Regions from separate parts of the Mus musculus genome. Here region 2 is linked to region 1. Evidence: chromatin loops called from intact Hi-C (ENCODE). Cell type or tissue: left cerebral cortex. All regions are shown on one strand. Each heading gives the region's core, and the rest is flanking DNA. Links, peaks and the distances in the headings are about the cores only.

Evidence for each region. Peaks named below come from ENCODE experiments on the same cell type or tissue, not always from the same donor. Only the 100,000 strongest peaks of a DNase experiment are listed, where the experiment ranks them.
Region 2: a loop joins it to region 1, with 4 times the contacts of the local background. A loop is called at or near these places in 1 of 42 quality-filtered maps.

Annotation. Positions count from the first base shown.
Region 1 is chr12:98,457,031-98,464,859 of GRCm38, reverse strand. The region is part of intron 4 of Kcnk10 (potassium channel, subfamily K, member 10); the gene reads left to right. Among named protein-coding and RNA genes, the nearest start is that of Gm40893, 63 kb to the left of the region's middle. In left cerebral cortex, for the core only: a CTCF peak has its summit at 4,792 (motif pointing left); DNase peaks (open chromatin) are centred at 4,776 and 6,061; H3K27ac peaks cover 329 bases.
Region 2 is chr12:98,531,654-98,539,482 of GRCm38, reverse strand. The region is part of intron 1 of Kcnk10 (potassium channel, subfamily K, member 10); the gene reads left to right. Among named protein-coding and RNA genes, the nearest start is that of Gm40893, 12 kb to the right of the region's middle. In left cerebral cortex, for the core only: no CTCF peak of the experiment used is centred there; DNase peaks (open chromatin) are centred at 2,748, 3,278, 3,681 and 3,908; H3K27ac peaks cover 911 bases.

The DNA.
Region 1 (7,829 bases), core at 1,911-6,910:
CAGGTGCAATAACTTATCTTTCACCTTAGAAGGAATATCTCTGCATGCCCCACACCACTGGACTCCTAAGAATTTCACTGAGGTAGATGGTCCTTGAATTTTGGTTGGATTTATTTCCCATCCTCTGATACGCATATGTGCTACCAATGAGTCCAAAGTGGTTGCTACTTCCTGCTCACTTGGTCCAATCAGCATAATGTCATCAATATAGTGCACCAATGTGATATTTTGTGGAAGATCCAAACGATCAAGATCCCTTCTAACTAAATTATGACACAGGGCAGGAGAGTTAATATATCCTTGAGGCAAAACTGTGAAGGTATACTGTTGGCCTTGCCAACTGAAAGCAAATTGCTTCTGGTGGTCCTTATGGACAGGTACTGAGAAGAAGGCATTTGCCAGATCAATAGCCGCATACCAGGTGCCAGGAGATGTGTTAATTTGCTCAAGTAAGGAAACTACATCTGGTACAGCAGCTGCAATTGGAGTTACTACCTGATTTAGTTTTCGATAATCAACTGTCATTCTCCATGATCCATCTGTTTTCTGCACTGGCCAGATAGGAGAGTTAAACGGAGATGCGGTGGGAACCACCACCCCTGCATCTTTCAAGTCCTTGATAGTGGCAGTAATTTCTGCAATGCCTCCAGGAATACGATACTGTTTTTGATTCACTATTTTCTTTGGCAGAGGCAACTCTAAAGGCTTCCATTTGGCCTTTCCAACCATAATAGCCCTCACTCTACAGTTCAGGGAACCAATATGAGAATTCTGCCAATTTCTGAGTATATCTATCCCAATTATACATTCTGGAACTGGGGAAATCACCACAGGATGTGTCCGGGGACCTACTGGACCTACTGTGAGTCGGACATCAGTCAAAACTCCATTAATCACCTGCCCTCCATAAGCCCCTACTTTAACTGGAGGGCCACAATGTTTCTTGGGATCCCCTGGGATCAGTGTCAACTCAGAACCAGTATCCAGCAGACCCCGAAAAGTCTGATTATTTCCTTTTCCCCAGTGTACAGTTACCCTTGTAAAAGGCCGTAGGTCCCTCTGGGGAAGAACTGGAGAAAGGGTAGCAGCAAAACCTTTGGGTGTCTTATCAAGATCCTTCCTCAGCGGAACCTGGCCACCCCTTCATTCAAGGGGTTCTGGATCTGCAAACTGTCTCAAGTCTGGAAATTGATTCACTGGCCGAGATTGCTGTTTACCATGATCTAATGTAGCCTTTCTTTCATTTGGCTGTTTACCACGATCTAATGTAGCCTTTCTTTCATTTGTTTGAGAATTTTTCTGCTTATACAGATCAAACAAATATGCAGTAGGCTTCCTGTGTATTTCATTCCTGGAAACACCATGATTGGTTAGCCAGTACCAAAGGTCCAACCGAGTCATGCCATTATAAATTTCACCTCTCCTGTGCTGACCATTACTGGGTATGTTATTATAAACATTCTTTTGTCTACGCTGTCCATTATAATAACTAGAATCACCTTGTCTCCGGCGATTCAATGCTGCCACCTGGCCCTTGTTACCTCGGAATCCAACTAAACCCAGTGAATTTAATTCATCTAATTGAGCAGAAGCATCTCCAATGCTAAGATCTGGCACAAGGAAAAGGGAAAGAACAAAACCCTTCAAATGTGCTGGTGCCCCTCTCACCAATTTGCGTCTTATAGAGCTGGTGAAAGGCATATCTTCTGGACCTTCCCATTGTGGACAATTATGCTTTACACAATATATCCACTCTAGCATTGCAATTTCCCTAAGTCTTAAAATCCCTTCATCAACACTAAGCCACGGAATATCAGGCATCTCCAAGTCATTTCCAGTAGGCCATCTTTTGATAAACACCTCAGCCAACCATTCAAACAAACTTTTGACACCTTTTTTAACTATGCGAGCTTCCGTATTAAACCTAGAATCTCTACTCAGAGGACCCATGTCAATAAACTCAGCCTGCTCTAGTTTTATGTTCCTTCCACCCTTATCCCACACCCTTAAAATCCATTCCCACACATATTCACCAGGTTTCTGCTTGAATGAATTAGCAAACTCATTAAGCTCCTTAGTAGTGTAGCGAATTTCCTCATGGACTACACTTTCTACCTCCCCTCTAGGAGCCTGTTTTGCTTTGAGTCTGGTTACAGGTCTAGAAGAAACTATTGGTGGGCCTTGAGAAACATCAGTAGTGAAAGTCATTGCTGGTTTATCAGACTCTGCAAAATTAATTTCCTCATGTGGGGAAGGCATTATTTCAAGGGGTGGGGCTGAGGGTACTACTTCCTCAGGTGGGGCAAACCCTTGAGAATCTGAAGATTCAAAATTCTCAGCTTCAACATGGTCTTCCCACACATCCCCGTCCCATGTTGTAGGATCCCATTCTTTGCCAATTAGAGCCCTTACTTTAACTGTCGACACACTCTGAGGCTGAGACTTGAATTTTCGCTGTAGTTCAGCCAACCTTACAATGAGAGTTTCTGTTTGATTTTCTGCAACTTGAGCTCTATTGCTACAAGAGAGAAGATTCTCCTCAAGGACACACTTAGCAACTTTTAGATCGTTTACTTGTGTCTGGAGCCTTTCTATTTTATCACACAACTCCTTCCTTTCATTCATCATTTTTTCCACAGATACTAAGAGCAGCCAGCCAGTAAAATCATTTTCCGATTTTTTCCCCATCTTGTAGAAAGCTTTGTGCACTGAATCACCTAATTCATTAAGAAAATCAAGGGCATTAGCTTCTTTAAGTTCGGAATATAGTTTCAACCATGGGTCTTCAAAATTCTCTGAGCTCCCAGGAGGGAGAGAATCTGGAGAGGTTTCGATAGTTGAAAGTGCTGGTGGATCAACAAGCCAATTCCAGTATTTTAAAAGATTCATCCTTGTACTTCTGTTACTCTAGAACCACTCCTGGTACCAACTTCTATATTAGTCAGGGTTCTCTAGAGTCACAGAACTTATGGATAGTCTCTAGATAGTAAAGGAATTTATTGATGACTTACAGTTGGCAGCCCAATTCCCAACAATTGTTCAGTCGCAGCTGTGAATGGAAGTCCAAGGATCTAGCAGTTATTCAGTCTCACGCAGCAAGCAGGCGAAGGAGCAAGACCAAGAGCTAGACTCCCTTCTTCCAATGTCCTTATATATATATTGTCTCCAGCAGAAGGTGTAGCTCAGATTAAAGGTGTGTTCCGCCACACCTTTAATCCCAGATGAAAGGTGTAGCCCAGATTAAAGGTGTGTTCCTTAAACTCGGAGATTCAATCTTCTGGAATCCATAGCCACTATGGCTCAAGATCTTCAAACCAAGATCCAGATAAGGATCTCCAAGCCTCCAGATAAGGGTCACTGGTGAGCCTTCCAATTCTGGATTGTAGTTCATTCCAAATATTGTCAAGTTGACAACCAGGAATAGCCACTACAGTGTGTTTATGTCCCTGTCTGTCTGTGCCTGTGTGGGTGCATGTGCGAGCATGCGCACGTGCAGGCGTGCACTAGTACATGTGAGCGTGAGTGCGTGGGGGTCAGAGGTCACCTTTGGTTTCTTTTACAATCACCATCTACCTTAATGTTTTGGCACTGGTTCTCTAGAACCTAGAGTTTGTCAATCCACTTGACCAGCAGCCCCTGGGATTCCCCTTTCCTCCCACCTTTGCCTCCTAAGCATTGGGGTGACAGGTGCGCCCCACCACACTCTGCTTTTATGTGGGTGCTAGGGCTCTGAACTCTCGCTCCCAGGCTGTTGAGCAAGCACTGTCTTGACTATCTCCCTAAGCTCTGGAGTGCTGTTCACTTGAGCTGAGTCCAGCCTGGGACACCAGTGCCCTGTGGAGGAAACACTTTGTATTTCTGGGGCAATGCTCTGCTCTGACATCCTGAGAAGGGCTGCGCTTGTGCACCACAGCATGGTTTACGTAGTGGCTTTGGCCATGCCTTGGAGAGCTTCTACTGAGGTTTAGACTCTTATTAGTATGAAGCTGTAGTTCTCCACTTATGCGTGGTGGGTCCCCAGGGGCCTGGGGTGCTGTTTTCAATAACTAGAGTTCTCTTGTGCATCAAGCATTGCCTGGTAAACAACATCTCCTTTGCATTGTACTACCTCTTTTCAGTTATAAATAGAACATTCGTCAGCATCACTTAAAAACATATCATCAGCTGGTATCAAAACTTATGTTTTGTGGGAATCTATGATTTTTTTTTTAACATTCAGGAGGGATTTTCATACCATAAAAGCTGAGCACACTGGCTTTTAAAACCAGTGCTCTGCTTTTGTTTCATTCTGGTATTTTTTCCTCATAAAGTTAACATTTTAAAAATTATATATATATATATATATATATATATATATATATATATATATATATATATATGTAGTGTGTGTGTGTGTGTGTGTGTGTGTGTGTGTGTACGTGCACTCCTGCACATGCTCACATGGAGATAAGAGGCTAATTTGCACTGTTGTTTTTTTCTCTTTCAACCCTGTAAATATTGGGGATAGAACTCAGTATGCCTGGTTTGGTAGGAAGCGCCTTTGTCACCTTGCTGACTGTATAGCCCCATCTCTTTTTGGCCATAGAAACCCTTATGCTGAGGTTTTCTTTCCCAATAAAACTATCCTGGGAGGGGTGCTCTTCTGAGAGCTGGCTCACTGGTTAAGAGCACATACTGCCCTTGCAGAGGGCCTGGCAGAATTAAGTTCCCAGCTCCCATGTTGAGTGACTTAAAACCAGTTATGAACTCCAGTTTGAGAGGAATCTGGCGCCCTCTTCTGGCTGCCACAGGCACTGCATACATGTGCACGTACACATGTAGCCAGTTAAAAATGAAAATAATCTTGAAAATATCTAAGGTACTAGTTAAATATCAATTTTATTATTTTATTGTAGTGATGTAACAGAGCATGAGGCAAACCACCCCAACCATTCTCAAGTGTCCAGTTCAGTGGTAGTAATTACGTTCTGAAAACACAGGTATATACACCACAATTCACAACAGTAGCAAAATTACAGTCATGAAATGGCAACGAAAATAACTCTATGGTCGGGGCAGGGTGTCATCACAACATGAGGAACTGTATTAAAAGGTCACAGCCTTGCGAAGGTTGAGAACCGCTGATGTAGGGGGAGCCACAGAAGGGACCATAACAGAAGGAAATAGACTGGCAGGCAGCAGGGCTTATGCCTTCGACAGAATTGCAGTGGTCAGCCATTGCTCTGGGAGGAGAAACCGTGTGAGCCTTGATTCAGAGAACTCTTTGGGAAGGCAAGTATGGGGAGAAAGGTACATATAACTGGCTGGTCGTTAGAGTTGGTTGTCTTCTCAGGTGCTCCATTCCCTGACCTCGCATTCTGCAAACTCACCTGTCCTTCACTGTTTCCAACCGTCTATGCAGAAACCCTACTACCTTAAAGAGATTCTGGGGTGAAAAAACATAGACATTCACTTTAACCACCGGCCAATTTGCCTCTCCGCTTGTCTGTGCTTTTGTTGTGCCTTAAATACAGGACACATTGCAATTTTGTTTGCTGAGGTCCAAGGCTGCATTCCCAGGGCTCCCTTGCAGTTTCCACCGTTTCTCTACTTAGTGATGTTCCATTTGTTTCTTTCCACATTTTGTGGCAGAAGGGTATTTGGCTGTGAGCAACAGCAACCATTCTCCCGCATGAGCCTAGGATGTGGTTAGAAGAAACGGATCGGGAATTGTTACCATTGGGGTTGAGCTGTCTACCAATCTACTCCTGGATCTACTGACTGGGCACAAGTGTGTGTGTGTATGTGTGTGTGTGTGTGTGTTTGCATTCCATGGGCCTTTCCCTTCTAGAGCTGATGCTGCTTTGTAGATTAATTCAGACAATTAGAAGCAGGGATATGCATCATCCATTTTTAAAAAGGAAAAGGAACTGCTATGTGATTTTAAAAATAGGGTGCAAGAAGCTTTGGTGTGCTTTCTTGAAAAAGAAAAAGAAAAGAATTTTACTAAGTACCGTAACAGAGTTGGCACCGAGAGTGAAGAGGAAAGCAAATAGCAACATTTAGAATGAAGTGCATGGCATATAAATGCCATATGGTGTGCTTGCAGGGTTAGTACTGCTTCCTTGGCATCCATCCTGACATTGCTTCTTGCCTCTGCTGCTCTTTAATCAAGTCTCAGTCCCTCTTTGCCTGTTGACTCTGCTATGAGATTGGAGTGGGTCTCTTGCCTGCTAAGCCTTTGGAGGCTCGTCAACCTTTTCCTCAAGGAAGAGGGGAAGAGACTTGTCCAGATGGCTACATAAATATCGGACACTTGCTTCCATGAACTGCCGTCAGATGGTTTTTGGAATTGATGGGATTGTCTCCTGCCTAGAAAATGGGCGTGTATCCCTTCCTGCCTGCTTTCGTTCTTTATTTAATGTACACAGCCATGGCAGCGTAGCGGGGACTGAGGCATCCTGAGGAATTCTTTTCAGAGGCCTAATCTGAAGTGAAGCTGGATTCTTAGTCTGTCTACAGAAAAGAATTCTTGGATGAGTTCACAAGAAGCAGAGTGGAGTTACTAAGAGGAGATGTTACATAGCTTTGAAGCACGGTAGTAACCAGGCACTCATGGAAGAGATAGCACACACTCGTGTGAATGTGGGCTTCTTACAGGAGCCATGCTTAAGTGTCTTAGAAGCATTATACACACACTTTTGTTTCCTCTAAAGTTAAACCCATAGTGCTTATTACAAACTGTATTTATGTGCCATGGAATGTGTGTGCACGTGCTCACACACACGTGTATAGTGGCTCCAGAAATGTCTTGGATAGGATTGAAGTCTGACAAAACCATGCATCTTGAGGGTTGTCCAGGGAAGTAAAGGTATGATTTTTACTATAAATGTGTGTGTGTGACAGTGACATTTATTGGCATAGAGCTTGGAGCTTGGAGATAGGAGATAGGAGTGCCTATACAGTCTTAAGCATGGCCTATTGATGTTTCAATATTCTTATCAGGGACATATTTTAATAAAAGGGATATTGTCTCTGTGCAGGCAGCCTTTACACCTTAGCTGGTGATGCAGTCTAGGCTCTGGGGTTCAGGAATCCTTTCCTGACCCATTGCTACAGGAACAAGCGTGAGTCTAGTGTGCAGGGGCCAGAGCGTCCTGGTTGTTGTGTCTCTTTTAAATGACTTTTGTAGACACATGGGCCACAGGTGATGAAGAGGGAGATCAGAGGAGCCTGGAGGCATGTCGAGCATCCTGTGGCCTGGCACTAAGAGGGCAAAGGGGAAAAGGGGTGAATCTGGGCCCACGTGATCTTTTATGGGCTCTTAAGTTAGTACTCGCCTCTTGCAAGTTTGCAAACTGTTGGGGGCATGCTCCCTGGCTTGAACAAAGCCTTTGGTGTCTTGAATGAGAATTTGAACACTTGGTCCCCAGCTGGTGGCACAATGTGGGGAAGCTTTGCTAGAGGGAGTGTGTCCCTTGGGATGCGTCTTCAAACTCTCCGCATCACTTCCAGTTGGCTCATTGGGCGTGGCGTGTTTGGCTCCTAGTTTCATACTCCTGCCGATTGCTGCTATGCTATCCCTTTACGATGGACTTTCCTCCCCCTGAAACTCTAAGCTGATACAGATTCTTTCTTCCTTAAGTTGCCTTGGTCATAGCATTTTGCCATGGCAACAGAAAAGTAGCGAGTGTAAAGTGCAAGCGACCCAGTAGGTGTGTCTGCTCTTCCAGTTGCTGGCACCTTTCCTATGTTCATTTCTGGAACTACTTCCTTGCTTATCATTCTCCTGCCTCACCAGGCCCTTTCCCCCTCAGTTTCTCTACCCTGCAGTGATCACACATTTTTAG
Region 2 (7,829 bases), core at 944-5,943, 76 kb before region 1:
GTAGCAACGTTTAAATGGAGACCCAAAAGGAAGGAAGGAGCTATTCATGAATGGCTGGGGGGATCCCTACCCAGACAGGAAAGAGTATAAATTGCACGAAGCCTGGGGCACAGAGGGAGAGATGGAGAGCTGGGGGAGAAGATGAGAAAAGGAGGCAGAGACCCTGTTTCCAAATCTTGGAGTCATGGGAAAGGCCATGCTTTTTGCTTTAGTGTTTTGGTTTTTTGAGACAGGGTTTTCCTGTGTAGCCCTGACAGTCTAGGAACTAGTTCTGTAGACCAGACTCACAGAGATCTGTCTGCCTCTGCCTCCTGAGTGCTGTGATTAAAGGTTTGTGCCATCATGACTCAGCAAGAGGCAGGCATTGTCCTAGATGGATACAACTGAGAGCAGAGTCATGAGAGGCCATGATAGTGGTCCTAGGAATTGGTAACATGGAGGTCTTAGATATTTTGATAAAGGCAGGCCTGGTAGAAGCTTGCTCATTCTTACATATTTTTATGATTGGCACTCAATGTCTTAGTATATTTTCTGCTGCTACAACAAAATACCACAAACTCAATTTTTATTAAAAAGAAGAAATTTATTTCTCACAGTCACGGAAGCCAGGAAGTCTAAAATCAAGATCAATGTGTGTATCTCTGTGTTTGTACGTGTTTCTTATGCGTTCTCTTTGACCTGTTTCTTTTTTCCTGTTTGTTTGTATTGTCCTATTCTGATTTGTTTGTCTTTATTTTATCTTATTATCACTATTATTATTTTAGAACTCTGTATTCTAATGGTAGAGAGATAGAAAGGGTGTGGATTTGGGTGGGTGAGGATCTGGGACGAGTTGGGGGAGTGATCCATAATTAGAATATATTATATGTAAAAGAAATCTATTTCTAATAAGAAACAAGAAGACGCTGGCATCTGGGGTCTTCCTGCTGTGTCATCCATGGTGAAATATGAGAGGGAGGGGAGAGGGAGAGAGAAGAGGGAGAGGAGAGAGGGAGAGGGGAGAGGGGAAGAAAAAAAGGGAAAGAGGGAGAGGGAAAGAGAGGAGAGGGGGAGGGGGAGGAGGAGGGAGACCCTAGCTATTTACTTTTATTGCTGGTTTTTAAAGAGGTAGTCATTGCATTTTAGGCAACTCATGCATATGCAAATAAGCCAAGACTAAGAGATTGAGCACTTGGGATAGTGTATTGGCTGCTAATAATCCTAATGTGTATTGTTTCCTCATTAGTCATTAGAAGGGTCACGTTTACTGTAGAAGAATCAATTTAGTCAATAGAGGTACTTTATACTTAAAATTGTAATGGTCTAATGACATTTGTTTAAATATGTCAATTCAACCAAACCTGCTTTTGCAGCAAACCCACTCTTAGAAATAAGCCTACTCCCTGCACAGTGAAGTTAGCCCACTTATGAGGGCAGAGCTTGCCTGGTTGGATTACTTTTGGGGGTTTGCTGTGGGGACTGAATCTAAAGCTTCATCCATGCTAAGCACATGGCCTGCCACTGAGTCACTTTCCCCGGCCCGTCACCCTTTACTGGTCCTACTTTTCAGCACTGACACACTGGCCACCAGGTTTCTAGCACACAGACTCTGGGAACACATCAAACCATAGTGCTGTGCATAGTACTTCTAGGATCAGTCTCGGCTTGTGCGTTGTGGATGGTTAATAGCTGTGCTTCTCTCTGGTCCTTAACTTAGCGTTGGCAGACAACATACCAGCTATCCAGTGAAATTTGAATTGCAAAAGAAAATCTGGAAAAGTCTGTTTCAGGTAGTATTTGGCCTACACTTGAAATTTTGTTGTGATTATTAATCTAAAACACAAATTTAACTGGTTGCCCTGCATTTTTGCTTGCTGTATATGGAAGCTCACCTTGAATGGTCATTTTTAAATGGCTAAAATGGTGGATTTTAGCCACCAGCTCTGGTGATAATAATGCATTTACTAAATTATTTTAGCACATCTCAGAATGCCAAGTATGTAGTAGGTTCTCATCAAATGCCAGGTTTATAGAAATTGCATTATGGGTTGAAGCTATAGAGTGTGGATAGCTCCCATGAAGCCTTTAGTTCGATCTGCACTACCACATAACCCAGCTGTGGGTAGCAGCGCAGGTCTGCAAAGGAGCTGGAGACAAGAGGGTGAATGCTCAAGGCCATCCTTGGGTATTAGTGGTTTGAGGCCAGTTTGGGTGCATGAGACCACATCCTTAAAAAAAAAAAAAAAGAAAGGGGAGTAGAAAAAAAGAGAAAGGAATGAAAAAGAAAAGAAAATTGAGTCACATACGTATGCCCTGTGAAGGTGAAAGGAACCACCCACCCTGTACTTGTAGTGTGATGTAGAAAACATGAGAACTGGGCCTCAAGTGGAAGTCCTCGGTGAGTTAGTGGTGGGGCATGTTGGAATTTGTCTGTGGGATGAAACCCTTGTGCCCATGGTGCAAATGTCTGTTGAGTGGATTGCCTCCCCAGTATGATGGTTTAAGGGTAACTGGCCTCTGAAGGGCCATTAAAGTTCTCTAAGTGGCAAAGAAGTCTTGGCTCTGCCCACAAATTCCACAAGCGCCAGGGTGAGTCATTTGCTCTTTTAATTGCTTATGGCAATCTCTCTGCTTCTCTTTCCTCTCTTCTCTACGAGACGGAGGCGCCATAACCACAGAACTACTTCAGATGACCCCTTCAGAGGCAATTTCAAGGAAATGAAGCACCAGTTGAATTAAGACTATCCGATGAATTAAACATGAAGCTAGGATTTTCTGCAAATATTCTATCCCTTGGCTCAAACCTGAGAATCCGAAGATTAGATTTTACTTTCTATGAAAATGGCTCTTTTCATCTCGCGGTTTCCCTGGCTGGGTTATTTAGAAGGATCACATACCAGCAGTTAACATTCACTGAAGCTGACAGGAATTCTTTTAGTCTATATCAAGGGCTTAATGCTACTATATGCTACTATTACGTATCTAATTTGACTTAGATTTTCCAATAATAAATCTCATAGTTCCTTGGAGGTAAATACGCTTCTTCTGGCTGCTCAGTTGCATCTATCTGACCAGTCATAGAGCTTTCACCTGATTAACTCTTGAGTCTAAGGATCTATGGCGAGAAAGGATTTGGCTCTTGAAAATGTCACTGGAGCAAACTTCTGTTTACCCTTGCTTTTGGGCATCCTACCCTTAAAGAGCATAAGGAGCTGCATGAATCTTGGCAGCTTTCTAGAGGAGTCACGTGACAGCATGTGTCACCTCTGAGCCCGAGAATGAGTGCTGTGTCGCGTGGGGGTGGAGGTGAAGGTACTGTCCTCTGCTCCCCACATATGATTACTTCTACCCCAACTGCTCAGCTCCTGTGCAGCAGGGACTCTGCTGCTTGTCCCTGTGCACTTGGTGCCTCGACTCCAAGGGACACTTGATCAACTTTTGATGATTTTCTTCTGTGGACTTTATCCAAGGCATTTATAGCATGTGCGTTGAGGTTGGGATTATGCAAGACCCAGACAGAGATGAAAGGGCCCACTGTCAAGGGGCCTCCTAAAGAGTTTACTCTCTGGCATAAAGAATCGCTAGCAAGAGAGGATATTTTTGGGGATGGGATGAGGAGTTCAGCAGCTGGTGTGGAAAATTCCCTAGGAGCTGTTTCAGCCTCAAGATTGCCCAGGCAGTGCTGACTCTTGCCTTCAAGCAGAGGCCGGCTTATCCTCCAGACATGGGTGCTACTGGGAATCCACAGATCTGTCTTACTACGGGGAATCTAGTCTACGTTTTCAATAAGTCTCTTGATTCCTTGAAGACGTCTCTAATCAGAGCTATTATTATCTTAACACTCTTCAGATGAATGGATTTGTACGCCTCCAACGTCACTGTCTCCTCAGCCTCGTGAGTAATACTGGAGGCAACAGCCCTTCTAGTCGTACTCTTCCTGCAACCCACACCCATCCCTCGCCTCTGATAGCTGCATGAGCATCACAGAGATGGTGCTGATGTAGGCATCACGGATGCGCATTTAGAGGAACTTTTTTTTTCTAAGGGAGATTAACCAGAAGGTGATGCTCAAATGCAAAGCCGACTTGTAGGATGTTTCGTACAAACTGTCTTCTCCCTACGACAGATCTTGTTTATTTTTGCAGCTTCGTAGGCACAGTGAAGGAAGAAGTGTCTAAATACTTCCCCCCACCCCCCATGGAAAAAGTGTTTCTGAAGGTGGTTTCAGTGGCTGCTGTGAGCCAGGAGCACTGAGCAGTCAGGCTGGGAAACGGGGTTAGCTAGGACTGCTTGCAAAGCAGAATGTTCCAGAAGGGAGGGAGGGTTCAGTCTCCATCTCAGAGACTTGGAATAAAGGCAATGGCATACCTTGTTCAACATAGTTTATTCATTAAAATATATAGCTGGAAGCCAAGTCCAGTTTAGGTGTACTATTTGACACTTTCTGCAGAGAATTCCTTTGTAAATATGTATCTTGTCGAGTGTCTATGTCTATATGGTGTCTACTGATAGTGAGGCTAGCTTTAGTGTCTTTATAATATTTATCGTGGCAGAAGGGAAACAGGACAGGACCAGATGAGGAAGGGGGCTGTGGATTGAGAATGACAGCAGTCCCCAAGGAGATTCCATTTTCCCAGAAATAGCATCTCAGCTGTAGAGAAAGCAGAGAGTAAGAGTAGTTCTGAGAGGTACACTTCTAGGTGTTCGGGATCTATTAACTACTTTTCTCATAGGCTGCAACAAATTACCCGACAGAAGCAGCTTAAATAAGGAAGGTTTTATCCTGGCCCACAGTTCACAGTGAGGTCCTGGCGCCAGGAGCTTGAGGCGGCAGCTAACATTGTATCCACCGTCAGGAAGCTGCAAGACAAGTATCCTCTGCTCAGTTTCTTTCCCATTTGTTCAGTTCAGGCCCCTGCTGCCCACACGCAGGGTGGGGTTTTCTTGCTTCGTTAAACTTTTATGAAAATACCCTCAATGACAAGATGGGTTTGTATGGTGATTCTAAGTCTAGTTATGATGACAGTGAAGGTTAATGGTCACATAGGAGAAAATGGAAAGAAAGTTGGCTGAAGAGAAGTGTTGAACATGAAATCTAAGCTGGATGCAGAAGTGACAAGGGGGTGCAGGGAGGATGTAGCAGAGGGGAGGGCAGAAGCAGAGTGTAATTTGAGAGCAGTAAGCTGGAGGGAGAGGAGGCCCAAGTTGGTGTCTCAGTTAGCTTGGGCTGGGCTACTGTAACAAAATACCATGGGCTTCGATACTTATTTCTCCTGGGTCTAAGTCCAGTCAAGACAACCTCAGAGTCCTGTGAGGGTCTCCTCTGTGGTTCCTAGAGGGAGGCTTTCTTCCTGTATCCACACATAGATGTTTTTGTCTCTCCGATCTGCTCTTCTTTGTACGCCATCTTCTATGTGCTTTTCTCTCTGGCTTGTACCTATAGCCTTCCTTGGTACACAAGGATCTCCATCTTGATGTCTCTAGGAATCCATATCTCCCAGGCGTTTTCCATATATGGTGGCCACATATTCCATAAGTGGTTGAAAGCTCAGCCCCTGGGTTTCAAAGCTGGACAAACACTGAGAAGGAATAAAGATTCCAGAGTCCCCCAGGCTCAGGCAAAGACTGGAATTTTCCTTGGGCTAGTCTCCTGGCTCTCTGCTTCTCTCATCCTCTTTATGGCCCTTCTCTCAGTAAGTCGAGTTGCACTAAATCACAAGCAGGTCTGTTTGGGGGGGGGGGTCCACTATAAGTTCCTGGTTGAAATGGGAAGGCGATGATGGTGCTGGTTAGAACTAGAGGCAATGTGAGGCTTGGATATTGGGTTGTTTGTCTCAGAGTTACTAACAAGAGAGCGCTCTCAATGAGAGGATTTGGAGAATCAAGAAGAGAATTTAAAGATTTATTTATTTATTTATTTATTTATTTATTATACAGCATCCTGCCTGCAGATCAGAAGAGGGTACCAGGTCTCATTATAGATACTTATGAGCCACCATGTGGTTGCTGGGAATTGATATATATGTGTAGAGTATAGTGGATCCTTGGAAGCTGTGCAGGTTGGTGCACCAAGAGGCTGAAGAAGTAGACAAGGTTCTGAACAGAGGCTTGGGTCTGGGATGGGGCAACGGGAAGGTGGATCAGAGGAGAGGAAGCTAAAAGCAAGAGAAAGACTGAAACTCTAGGGTCACCTGGGTATAGTGGTGCACACCTTAACCTCAACACTCAGGAGGCAGAAGCAGGCAGGTCTCTGTGATTGAGGCCAGCCTGGTCTACAGAGTTCAAGGACAGACAGGGCTATTTAGAGAGGGAAACAACAACAACAACAACAACAACAACAACCCCTTCATAACTCTAGGGTCATGGAACCTACTCTTTTTGTGACATTTGGCCTTGCACTTCCCAGAAGAATGGTTCTTTCTAATGAATGGTGGCTTGGAGAAGGGATTAGGGAGCCTTCCTGGTGCAGAGAGGACAGTCACTGATTGAATGACAGATGACGAATACATTGAGTTTCTAGTGCATTATAAACACAGTGCAACTCTTTCTTTATTTTGTCCTAGAATTTATTGACTTTCCTTAGCTTCTTGTGTCAGTGTGATCAGCTGAGGCAAGATGAACAGATTCCCTCAGCAAGAGAATGAGTTAAGTGCTGAAGTTGTAGGATTTTTCTTCCTAATAACTTGAAATACAATTTTATGTGGTTTTGCCTCTCACTGTGGATCTTTAAGGACAATGGCGATATTAGAACACCTACTTAGGATCTACTTGAGTATGACTGAAGAAGACTTTGCAGAGCGAGAGAGCAGCGTGTGGAAGGAAAGGAAGGCTGGAGGGGCCGAGGGGGAGCCCTGTCCACGAAGCCTTTGAAAGTGTAAGAACAACGTAGGGATTTTATCAGGCTTTCTTGACCATTGCTTAGAGCCTAGATAGGAGGGGCCCCAGTGAAGAGAGGTAACAGCTTTTGACAAGACTCCTGGAGGATGTAGACCCCTAGCTTAAAGAAAAGGCTCTGCCAATGCCATTTAAACTAGGATCTCAAACACTTGGTCCCAGGGGAGAGAAGGTATTTTGAAAGGTGCAATTGCATGATGGGGAGTGATGTTTCCCTGTCAAAATGTTTTAGTTAATTTAATTTACAGGGGAAAAACATAGGGCATAAATCAAAATATACTATGGAAGCATTTTGGACTAGACTGCAAGAACCCCGGTGGTGGCTGTTCACCTCTACAGTTTTGACTTTGGGGTCAGGACAAAGGGGAGAACAACAGGCGATCTGGATCCCCAGTCTAGCAAATACAGGGGTCACTCTGGGTCCTGGCTCGTTGGTCCTGAGCTGGTGAGGGAGGGTTTATTTTATTGGAGGACAACACATTCAACCTGTCAGCTCTCGAGAGCTCTATCAAACCGACGCGTTCTAGAACAGGGGGACTATTGAAGAGGAACCCCGTAATCAAGAACAGGGAGGATGCGGTTAAAACCGACCAGCGATTCTATAGGACAGTGAAACTTCACCTGGTACCCACCCCCTGTGCGCCGGGAACTTGAATGATTCCGGGTGTGCCACGGGTAGAAGCTCCATTGTCACTCTGTCTGAGAAGCTGTATCTAGGTTGCCTCCTACTTCCTCTCTGTTCTCTCCCAGGCTCCTTCGTGCATCTCACTCACTCATGGTCCCTTAAACGCTGCTCCCTTGAGCTCATCTTTTACTTTCTTCTCACTTTACAACTCCCTCTGGACCATTTCGTTCAGTCCTGAGGCTTCAGTACCACTTAGATCCTCATCACACTCATACCCAGGAGCCCAGATGGATTCCCCTCCCCCCACCTGAATTCCGGTTCCCTGTGCTCC